Regions from separate parts of the Homo sapiens genome. Here region 1 is linked to region 2. A link is a contact called in ENCODE Hi-C or POLR2A ChIA-PET data. All regions are on one chromosome and are shown on one strand. The core of a region is the stretch at or near the end of the contact, and the rest is flanking DNA. Distances in the headings are between cores, read along the strand shown. Region 1 overlaps DNM2 (dynamin 2). Region 2 holds the start of KEAP1 (kelch like ECH associated protein 1).

Region 1 (5,045 bases), core at 1,743-4,242, 260 kb after region 2:
AGAGAGGCTGGCATGGCGCCAGGCAAGAGGCAATGGGGGCCTGGCCCTGGTGGTGCGGGCAGATGCCAGGCAGTCTAGACTGTCTTCCAGGCAAGGCATTAAGCAGCATAGGCACCCTTGCTGGGGGAGGTGGGTGGGAGGTAGGACGCCTTACTAAGAGGAGAGGAAAATGAACACATTGCGGGCATCAGTGATTGCTGGGGCCGGCGGGGCCTTGTGGGGTATACACCAGACCACGTGGCTCCTAGGGATTGGCAGCTGGCTCTCTGTGACCAAACTCAGAACCAGGCTGCCACCCTTTACTGGCCCGGGACTTGTTAAAGTGACTTCCCTCTCTGTGCCTTGGTAGCTTCATCTGTAAAATGGGGGTGATGGTGGCGCTGCCATCGTGGCCATGGCACCCCATTGGCTGTGGTATGCTGTCTCTTCCTGTGGGGTCTGATGTCCAAAGACAGGGCCCCCAGGGCGCAGCCCACGTTCCCCTCTGGTTCCCGCAGCTTGCCCTCATTCCAGCCATCCCCAGTGAACCATAACTTCCAGCCATAGAAGTTTAAACATTACCTAAGACCATAACCACCAGGAAGTTTGGTGGCCCATGAGTGAACCCTGCCCTCACTGGGAAGCAGCCCCGTAAACTCTGAGTGCCTGGGACTGTTCCTGTGTGGAATGTGCACAGTGAGGCCCTGTGAACCACCCCTCCCCACCGCCCTTGGCCTTGAACTGGCCTTTGGTGTGCTCACCGGAACCAAGGAAGAGATGTCAGGACCTGGCTCCAGGGCTTCCCATTGGCCTCAGAATCAAATCGAGCCTCCTTCTCAAGGCCTTGTGGCCCTTGCCAGTCTCTGGGACCTCACCTCCTCCTGGTCCCCAGCCACTGCCCCCATCCATCTCCCTCCTGATTCTCAGGCCCAGCTTGCTGGTTCCCACTGCTTGGCCTCTGTGCTCACTGTGCTGCCTGCCTGGAACGCCCTGTTCCCTACCTGCCACTGTCTGCTGCTCACCCGCACCTGGTCACTTGCCGCCTTCGTTCCCCGGTCCCCGGCAGCACGAGTTATCCTGTTCTTGTTTTTTCTTTTTCTTTTTTTTTTTTTTTTGAGATGGAGTCTCGCTGTCGCCCAGGCTGGAGTGCAGTGGCGCCATCTCAGCTCACTGCAAGCTCCGCCTCCCGGGTTCACACCATGCTCCTGTCTCAGCCTCCGGCGTAGCTGGGACTACAGGCGCCCGCCACCTCGCCCGGCTAATTTTTTTGTATGCTTAGTAGAGACGGGGTTTCACCGTGTTAGCCAGGATGGTCTCGATCTCCTGACCTCGTGATCCGCCCACCTCGGCCTCCCAAAGTGCTGGGATTACAGGCGTGAGCCACCACGCCCGGCCTGTTTTTTCTTAATGGACTCTCTCTGCGCCAGCACACGAGAACAGGCATGCAGATCGGCTCTGCCCAGCACAGGGCCTGGCGCCGAGCAGGTGCTCCGCATGCACGGCCGAGTGAACGAGCTCAAAGGGCTGGTGCTGTGCCCCTTCTTGCCTACTGGGCGGGAAGTGATGGGGGTTACTTTACCAAGCATCTTCCCCTGGTGAGCCTGGTCCATCACTCTGCCATTCCATCTGCAGCCTTGTATCTAGAGAGCAGACCAAGCTGGCGTGCGTCAGGCTGTGGGCTGGCTGGGATGCCTGCCCAGGCTGACACCTTCCCAGTGGCAATTTGTCCTGGACTGGGAGATATTTGCGTATTGCCTCGGATTAGAGAGAACTCAAGGGCTAAATGGGCATGGGAAGTGTTGTGTGCTGTGCCCACTTCTTGGTCTGCTGAAGGCTCTCAAAAGTCCTGCATGAGTGGATCCTGCCTGCTGGCGTGGTAGCTAGGGTCTCCTGATGGTGGCAGATCCCCAAGTTGTTCCCCCTGGTCCTGCCTGCCAACAGCAGGTTTGGGAAAGGCAGATCTCCTCTCCTTGCCTTCAGGGCCAGCCTCGTCATTGTGTTCTTTGCTGGGGGAACGGTGAGAAGATCCAGGGCAGAGCCCCAGTGTGCAAAGCACTGGGACCCTAGCCCAGCCCCTGAGGGTTCCCTGAGACTAACAGCTGAGCCGTGTTTGTGCTCCTGATGGGATTTGATCGCAGTCATATGGGAGCCCCGGCACTGGGTTCTGTGTCATTGCATTTTGGGGAAACTGAGGTGCTGAGAGAAGGGTAGGAACCCGGAGCTGGGTGTCGCTAGGCTGTGAAACCACGAGGCACCCCGAAAACTCTCCTCCCTCTCTCCCTCTCCTCACCTCCCCAAACCCTGCTGTCTTTTCTGTTGGGCTGAAGGCAGGTCTTCCCAGCAGGACCTGGGCATTTCAAAATTCTTAAGTAGTGCCAGCGGGCACGTGACCAGTGTGCTTTGAAGATAGGGAGGGCCATTCTCTGACCAAGGGCCTTCGGTCACTCTGGGGCTCCACAAGCTCCTTTGAAACAGGAGGCTCCGAAGACCTCCAGGGTCTCCAGGCCAGAGGTGACTGTGGCCTCTGGCAAGGGGCTGCTTCTTCATGTCCCAGGCCCCCTGACCCTGAGAAGGTGGCAGCTTGCACCTGTGGCTCCCTTCTGGGGACACCTCAAAGGGCCTGAGGTGCAGGGGATTGACTGTTTAGCACAGTGGGGCCCCAGTTGGGGGTTCCTGGGAGTGATGTCCTCCTAGGTTAGAGCACAGATTCTTTTTTCATGGATTTTAATTAAGCAGCTGCTGTATACGAGATGCTAGGGGGAACTGTGATCACACCAAGTCTCTGCTCTCTCAGAGCTCCAGCTTCAGTAGGGGACACAGGCTTGGGAGGGAGGCAGAACCTCTCTCTGGAAAAACCCGCAAGTACAACCAGTGGGCCCACAGTTAGGAGGCCCTGTGGTGGGCGAGGACGGCTGACTCCCTGGCCTTGGCAGCGTGATTGCTGGATGACTGCCCAGATTAATCCTTTACTCCTGCTGTGTGCCAGGCTGGGTCCCTCAGAGTCCCCAGGGCCTGATCACATGCCAGCTGCGAACCTCTCTGAGGGGGCCCGGGCTGACCCTCCTCCCAGGGAGCCCTCCTGGCTCAGGGTGCCGGGTGACAGTGGGGGTGTGTGTGGAGCTATCAAAATGCTTTGCAGTTTGCCGAGGAATTACAGGAACTGGCTTTGGTATCTGGAAATGCCTGTCTGCAGAGGGTGGCTGTGGGGTGCAGCTTGATGGCAGGGACCGGGACAGGCAGAGCCAGGGGTGGCTCAGTGGCTTGTTGGCTGGGCCTCGGCTGCTGCTGCTGTGGACAAGTTGACAGGGAACTCAGTGTTAAGGCCTCTGGCTGATTCTTTGGGCCAGTGGATTGTTAAAAAAAAAAAAAAAATCATCTCATCTCCAGCACTTGAGCGCATGCAGCGTTCCAGAGGCCCAGGCTAGGCCCTCCACTCTATTTCTCTTTTTGTCATTGTTTTGAGACAGGGTCTCTGGCCTCCCCTTGTCATCCAGGCTGGAGTGCAGTGGCGTGATCACAGCTCACTGCAGCTTCAACCTCCCAGGCTCAAGCAGTCCTCCCACCTCAGCCACCCGTGTAGCTGGAACTACAGGCTTGCGCCACCACGCCCAGCTAATTTTTAATTTTTTTGTACATGTAGGATCTTGCTATGTTGCCCAGGCTGGCCTCCAATGATTCTCCCACTTCAGCCTCCCAAAGTGCTGGAGTTACAGGCATGGGCCACTGCTCTCGGCCTGGTGGAAGCTTTTAAACCTCTATTGGGCTGGGCATGATGGCTCATGCCTGTAATCCCAGCACTTTGGGAGGCCGAGGTGGGCGGATCACCTGAGGTCTGGAGTTCGAGACCAGCCTGGCTAACATGGTGAAACCTCATCTTTACTAAAAATATACAAATTAGCCAGGCGTGGTGGCATGCGCCTATAATCCCAGTTACTTGGGAGGCCGAAGTATGAGAATAGCTTGAACCGGGGAGGCAGAGGTTGCAGTGAGCCGAGATTTCACTACTGCACTCCAGCCTGGGTGACAGAGCAAGACTCAGTCTCAAAACAAACAAACAAAAAACCTCTGTTGACCTGGCATTCAGCATTTACTTTCACCATGCCAGGGAGCCCTGTGAAGAAAGGCAGGCAGCTGCGGCAGACCTGGTCGGTGCCTGGGCCTTTTTCTCTGGTGTGGTTCTGTTGCTCACTGACCCACTAGGGAAGAAACGGTTTTCTGGCACCTGCTGTCCATATCCTTCGCCCACATGGAGGGGTTGGCCGACAGCAGAAGGATCTTGGAGGAGAGATCACAAAGAACAGCCCCTGCTGGCCGGGCGCGGTGGCTCACACCTGTAATCCCAGCACTTTGGGAGGCCGAGGCGGGTAGATCACGAGGTCAGGAGATCGCGATCATCCTGGCTAACACGGTGAAACCATGTCTCCACTAAAAATACAAAAAAATTAGCTGGGCGTGGTGGCGGGCGCCTGTCGTCCCAGCTACTTAGGAGGCTAAGGTAGGAGAATGGCATGAACCCAGGAGGCAGAGTTTGCAGTGAGCCGAGATTGCACTACTACACTCCAGCCTGGGTGACAGAGCGAGACTTCGTCTCAAAAAAAACAACAACAACAAAAAAAAACAGCCCCTGTCTTCTCTGATCCCCTGTTGGTTCCCAGCCTGCATGTGACAACCGGGGAAGGTGCCGTGCTCCAAAGTCTGGCATGTGAGTCTGGCTGCCTGGTTCCAGCCCCATCTCGTGTCTGCCCCTGACTGGGCGGACTTGGGTGGGGCAGGTGGTCCTTCCTGGGCCCGTTTCCTGGTCCTTGCGTTGGGGAATGGCCTGAGGTTCCGGGGGAACCTTTTGCAGCTCAGACACCTAGATTCAGCTTGCTGGGGAAGCCTGTGGCAGCCGGGCAGGCAGAACCTCCATTTCTCACCTAACATGCGTGAGTGTGCCCTTGGGGACACAGCAATGACCAAGGCAGATGGGCGTCCCTTCCCTGGTGGCATGGACATTCAAGGTAAAGCTCTCTATATTAGATTTCTTCTCACCCTTTGTCAGATGGTAGTAAGTGTTATGGGGAAAC
Region 2 (4,855 bases), core at 1,376-3,875:
GTGCAATGGCTCGATCTTGGCTCACTGCAACCTCCGCCTCCCGGGTTCAAGCGATCCTCCTGCCTCAGCCTCCCGAGTAGCTGGGACTACAGGCGTCCGCCACCACACCCGGCTAGTTTTTGTATTTTTAGCAGAGACTGGGTTTCGCCATGTTGGCCAGGCTGGTCTCAAACTCCTGACCTCAAGTGAGCCGCCCGCCTTGGCATCCCGAAGTGCTGGGATTACAGGCGTAAGCCACCATGCCTGACCCGGGGTGCAGTTTTTTAAAATCTGGCAGACCAAGCCTCTTTGAGAAGGTGAGGTTGGAGCTGAGACAAGGATGAAAATTATTATAAAGTGGGAGGCTGGGGAGTAGTTTTCCAGGCAGAGGAAACAGTAAGTGCAGTGGCTCAGAGGCTGAGACAGTCAATCTGGAGAATTGGGAAGGAGTGCAGTGAGAGCTAAGGACTTAAGGAAGGGTTTCATGGAAACCCCTGGATCCTGGAGGGCCAGGAGATGAGTTATGTGTTTTGTGTTTTGTTTTTCGAGACAGAGTCTCGCTCTGTTGCCCAGGCTGGAGTACAGTGGTGCGATCTTGGCTCACTGCAACCTCTGCCTCCCGAGTTCAAGATATTCTCGACCGGGCGTGGTGGCTCACGCCTGTAATCCCAGCACTTTGGGAGGCCGAGGCAGGCGGATCACAAGGTCAGAAGATCGAGACCATCCTGGCTAACATGGTGAAACCCCATCTCTACTAAAAATACAAAAAAATTAGCCGGGTGTGGCGGCGGGCGCCTGTAGTCCCAGCTACATGGGAGGCTGAGGCGGGAGAAAGGCGTGAACCCAGGAAGCAGAGCTTGCAGTGAGCCGAGATCGCACCACTGCATTCCAGCCTGGGTGACAGAACAAGACTCCATCTCAAATAAAACAAAAAAAAGATATTCTCATACTTCGGCCTCCTGAGTAGCTGGGATTACAGGCACCAGCCACCACGATGGGCTAATTTTTTGTATTTTTAGTAGAGATGGGATTTCACCATGTTGGCCAGGGTGGTCTCAACCTCCTGGCCTCAAGTGATCCCCCTCCTCGACCTCCCAAAATGCTGGGATTACAGGCATAGGCTGCTGTGCCCAGACGTGAGTTACGTTTCAAAAGGAGTGGGGGATCTCCAAGTGGCTCCCCACAAGTGGATCTGCAAGTTCTCACTCCCCTCTTTCTGGGACTCAACTCAAAGTCTCCTCTTCCCTGTTTTATTGTCATCACTGCGCTTGTCAGGAACTGAAATGACCTCCTTTGCTTGTCTGTTGATCGACTGTCTCTCGTCCCCGGCCCCAGCGCCTCAAATGGCAGGGAGACCTATGTAGGTCGGCGTCGGGCCAACCCTCTCCTGTGCCTCTCGCCTGGGGCCTGGCACTGCGCAGGGGTCAATAAACGGGTGGTTGGCTAACTGCCCTGCCACCGTGCCTGCCAGAGCGGCCTCCTCCACCCTCCCTGGGTGCCACTCGGCCCCCACTCTGGTGCCAAGGCCCTGGGTTTGCCTCTTGGTCTTTGGCCAATCGGTCAACAATGCCCCTTGGGCACCGGGCACTTCCCCCACCCTACAAAGCGGCAAGTGGGCGACTGCGCATGCCCCTCCTGAGCCTCCACCAGGCCCAGTGAGGCGAGGAAGTGACCCCACCGCGGCCTCTCGGCTGCCAACCCCAGAACGCAGATCGAGCCCCTCAACGCCTCGGAGCCCCCGGGCCTCCTTCTGCGCAGCGCCTCCTGGTTCTCTCGCTCGGTTTCCGCCGCTCCCGGGCCACCCCAAGAGTTGCGCCGTCCAACAAAAATATCCACCCAGGTCGCGCCCTCCTGGCCCTCCGAGTCCTGGCGGGGAACTCGGAGGCGCCCTGGGCCGTGGCGCCCGTTTTCCTGGTCTCCGGGCACGGCCGCAGGGGCGCTCGCGGCCCGCGATGCCCGCAGCCCGGGCACATCCCGCCTCACTCACCCCGCCATGGCCGCGCTCCGGCTCCGCCTCCACCGCCCGAGCCCCGGCGCCTCCATCGCTGCGCGTGGGGGAGGCGCGGAGCGCGCGCAGGTCACCATGACTAAGCAGAGCCGGGCGCCCGCCGTGTCACAATAAAAGTCCCCGGGCCCTGGCCTCAGGCGGTAGGGACCGCTGAGGGGCCGCTCCCCACCCCCGCCCACGCCTGCTGTCGCCCAGCTGCGCGGCCACCACGGCGCCCAGCATGGCGGCGGGGCGGGGGCACGCGACCCTGAGCGCGCTTAGCCGCGTGGTCCGAGTCGCGGGGAGTCTGAACCCCGAGTTCCAGGCCTGCGCGCCCCGGCCCGCACCAGGGGTGGGGTGGACACCCCTCCCCGTCGCTGCTGCCCAAGCGCTCACCTCAGCCCCCAGGTCGCCTCCGTAGGGGGTCCCTCGGGGTGGGGATGGCCGGGGCGCGCAGGGGCTCCGGGCACAGTGATGCCACCCGCGCACTGCGCTTCCGGGAAGCCGGGGGACCGCGACCCAGTCCAGGAGATTCCTGCCTTACCTTGGCTGTAGGGGACCCGCGGGCGCCTCCGCCGTCGGGGGGCCTCGGCTCCAGGGCTGCGTGGCCTGCGGGGTCTTGGTTGTCGGTTGGGGAGCGGCCTCGGGACGCCCGAAAAGGAGGCGGGGAGAGGGCGGAAAGGGCGCGGCGGGAAAGGAGCGGCGATTCTCCCGCCCTTCCCGCAGGTGCCCGGCGCCCGTCGGCGAGGAGTGGGGCATCGGGCGGGGGCGCACAGCCAGGCCCCCCTTCTCACTGTCCCTTCCATCTCCCGATTTCGTTGCTGGATGTCTCCTCGCGGGGCTGCGCGCCACCATCTGCTATTCTCCTTTTAACAACGCACAGCGCCGGCCTCGTGGTCCGGCGGCCGCAGGATCTAGGGAAAATTATCTACCTCGCTAGGTTTTCTTTTCTTTTCTTTTCTTTCTTTCTTTCTTTTTTTTTTTCCTTTAGAGACAAGGTCTCGCTCTGATCTGCACGCCCAGGCTGGAGTGCAGTGGCGCAATCGCGGCTCACTGCAGCCTTGAGCTCCTGGCCTCAAGCGATCCTCCCACCTCAGCCTCCTGAGTAGCTGGGACCACAGACAGGCGCCACCACACCCGGCTAATTTTTAGTTTTTGTTTGTTTGTTTGTTTTTCTGTAGAGATGGGGTCTCGCAATGTTGCCCAGGCTGGTCTTGAACACCTGGGTTTAAGAGATCCTGACTCCATTGGCCTCCCAAAGTTCTGGGATTATAGGTGTGAGGCGCTGTGCCCAGGCCTCAGGTTTTCCTTGTCTTTTTTTTTTTTTTTTTTTTTTAATTGAGACAGAGTCTCTCACTGTCACCTGGGCTGGAGTGCAGTAGCTCGATCTTGGCTCACTGCAACCTCCGCCTCCCGGGTTCAAAAAATTCTGCCTCAGCCTCCCGAGTAGCTGGGATTACAGGCGCCCGCCATCATACCCAGCTAATTTTTTGTATTTTTAGTACAGATGGGGTTTCACCATGTTGGCCAGGATGGTCTCAAACCCCTGACCTCATGATCCGCCCGCCTCGGCCTCCCAAAGTGTTGGGATTACAGGCGTGAGCCACCGCGCCCGGCCTTCCTTGTCTTTATTTTTGATTTACTTCCTATCAAGAGGCGTGTGGCACCCGTCTTTGGGGGGTTCAAACCCTGGATCTGCCTCTTACCAGCTCAGTGCCCGTGGGCGCTTACTTAGTTCTCTATGGTTCAGTTTCCTCTCTATAAAAAGTAATAATATAATAGCACCTACCTACCAGATTATCATTAAGACTAAATGCGGGGCCGGGCGCGGTGACTCACACCTGTAATCCCAGCATTTTGGGAGGCCGAGGCAGGCGGATCACGAGGTCGGGAGATCGAGACCATCCTGGCTAACATGATAAAACCCCGTCTCTACTAAAAATACAAAAAATTAGCCGGGCGTGGTGGCGGGCGCCTGTAGTCCCAGGTACACAGGAGGCTGAGGCAGGAGAATGGCGTGAACCCGGGAGGCGGAGCGTGCAGTGAGCCAAGATCACCGCACTGCACTCCAGCCTGCGCCACAGAGCGAGGCTCTGACTCAAAAAAATAAATAAGTAAATAAAAAATAAAAATATTAAATGCGAATGCTGGCTCCCAAGAGACAGAAACCATTGCTATTTTTCATGACTGGGGATACTGATTTGTCATGCACACCGTTTATCATGTAACGTTAACTTTTAAATAAATGTATGTAAGTTTATTTTAAAGAATTCATCTAGGCTGGGTGCGGTGGCTCACATCTGTAATCCCAGCACTTTGGGAGCCGAGGTGGGTGGATCACGAGATCAGGAGTTCAAGACCAGCCTGGCCAACATGGTGAAACCCCCATCTCTACTAAAAATACAAAAATTAACCGGGCGTGGTGGCGGGCGCCTGTAATCCCCAGCTACTCGGGAGGCTGAGGCAGAGAATTGCTTGAACCCGGGAGGCAGAGGTTGCAGTGAGCAGAGATCGCGCCACCACACTCCAGCCTGTGCAACAGAGTGAGACTCTGTCTCAAAAAAAAAAAAAAAAAAAGAAAAAAAAAGAATTCATCTAAATTTCATCCAAATTATAATTATTTTTAAAAGATAGAGAGGCCAGGCGCAGTGGCTCATGCTTGTAATCCTAGCACTTTGGTAGGCCAAGACGGGTGGATCACCTGAGGTTAGGAGTTCGAGACCGGCCTGACCAATATGGTGAGACCGCCGTCTCTACTAAATACAAAAAATTAACCGGGTGTGGTGGTGGGTAAGTGAAGGTTGCAGTGAGCCGAAATCCTGCCATTGCACTCCAGCCTGAGCAACAGCGCGAGACTACGTCTCGAAAGGAAAAGAAAAAAAAAAAAGA

What was found. A loop is a pair of places that touch in the nucleus more often than their neighbours do. ChIA-PET counts read pairs that join two places held with the same protein, here RNA polymerase II (POLR2A). Pooled maps may share reads with other maps.
Region 1: a loop to region 2 is called in a pooled map of heart left ventricle, with 2.3 times the contacts of the local background. The contact joins the enhancer-like site here to the promoter of KEAP1 in region 2. A Hi-C loop is called at or near these places in 5 of 50 pooled maps. POLR2A ChIA-PET finds 5 or more read pairs at or near these places in 7 of 52 experiments (H1, HEK293T, T-cell and 4 more).

What each region holds. Positions count from the first base shown.
Region 1 is chr19:10,763,884-10,768,928 of GRCh38, forward strand. The region is part of intron 2 of DNM2 (dynamin 2); the gene reads left to right. Among named protein-coding and RNA genes, the nearest start is that of MIR4748, 14 kb to the right of the region's middle. Within about 2 kb of position 2,993, at least 21 of the 41 ENCODE cell types and tissues checked have a DNase peak (open chromatin) inside an H3K27ac peak, as active enhancers do.
Region 2 is chr19:10,500,731-10,505,585 of GRCh38, forward strand. KEAP1 (kelch like ECH associated protein 1) reads right to left here and starts at 2,626. Exons shown (of 6, transcript NM_203500.2): 1 at 2,511-2,626. RefSeq lists enhancers at 1,112-1,361, 1,338-1,893 and silencers at 1,732-2,011, 2,022-2,641.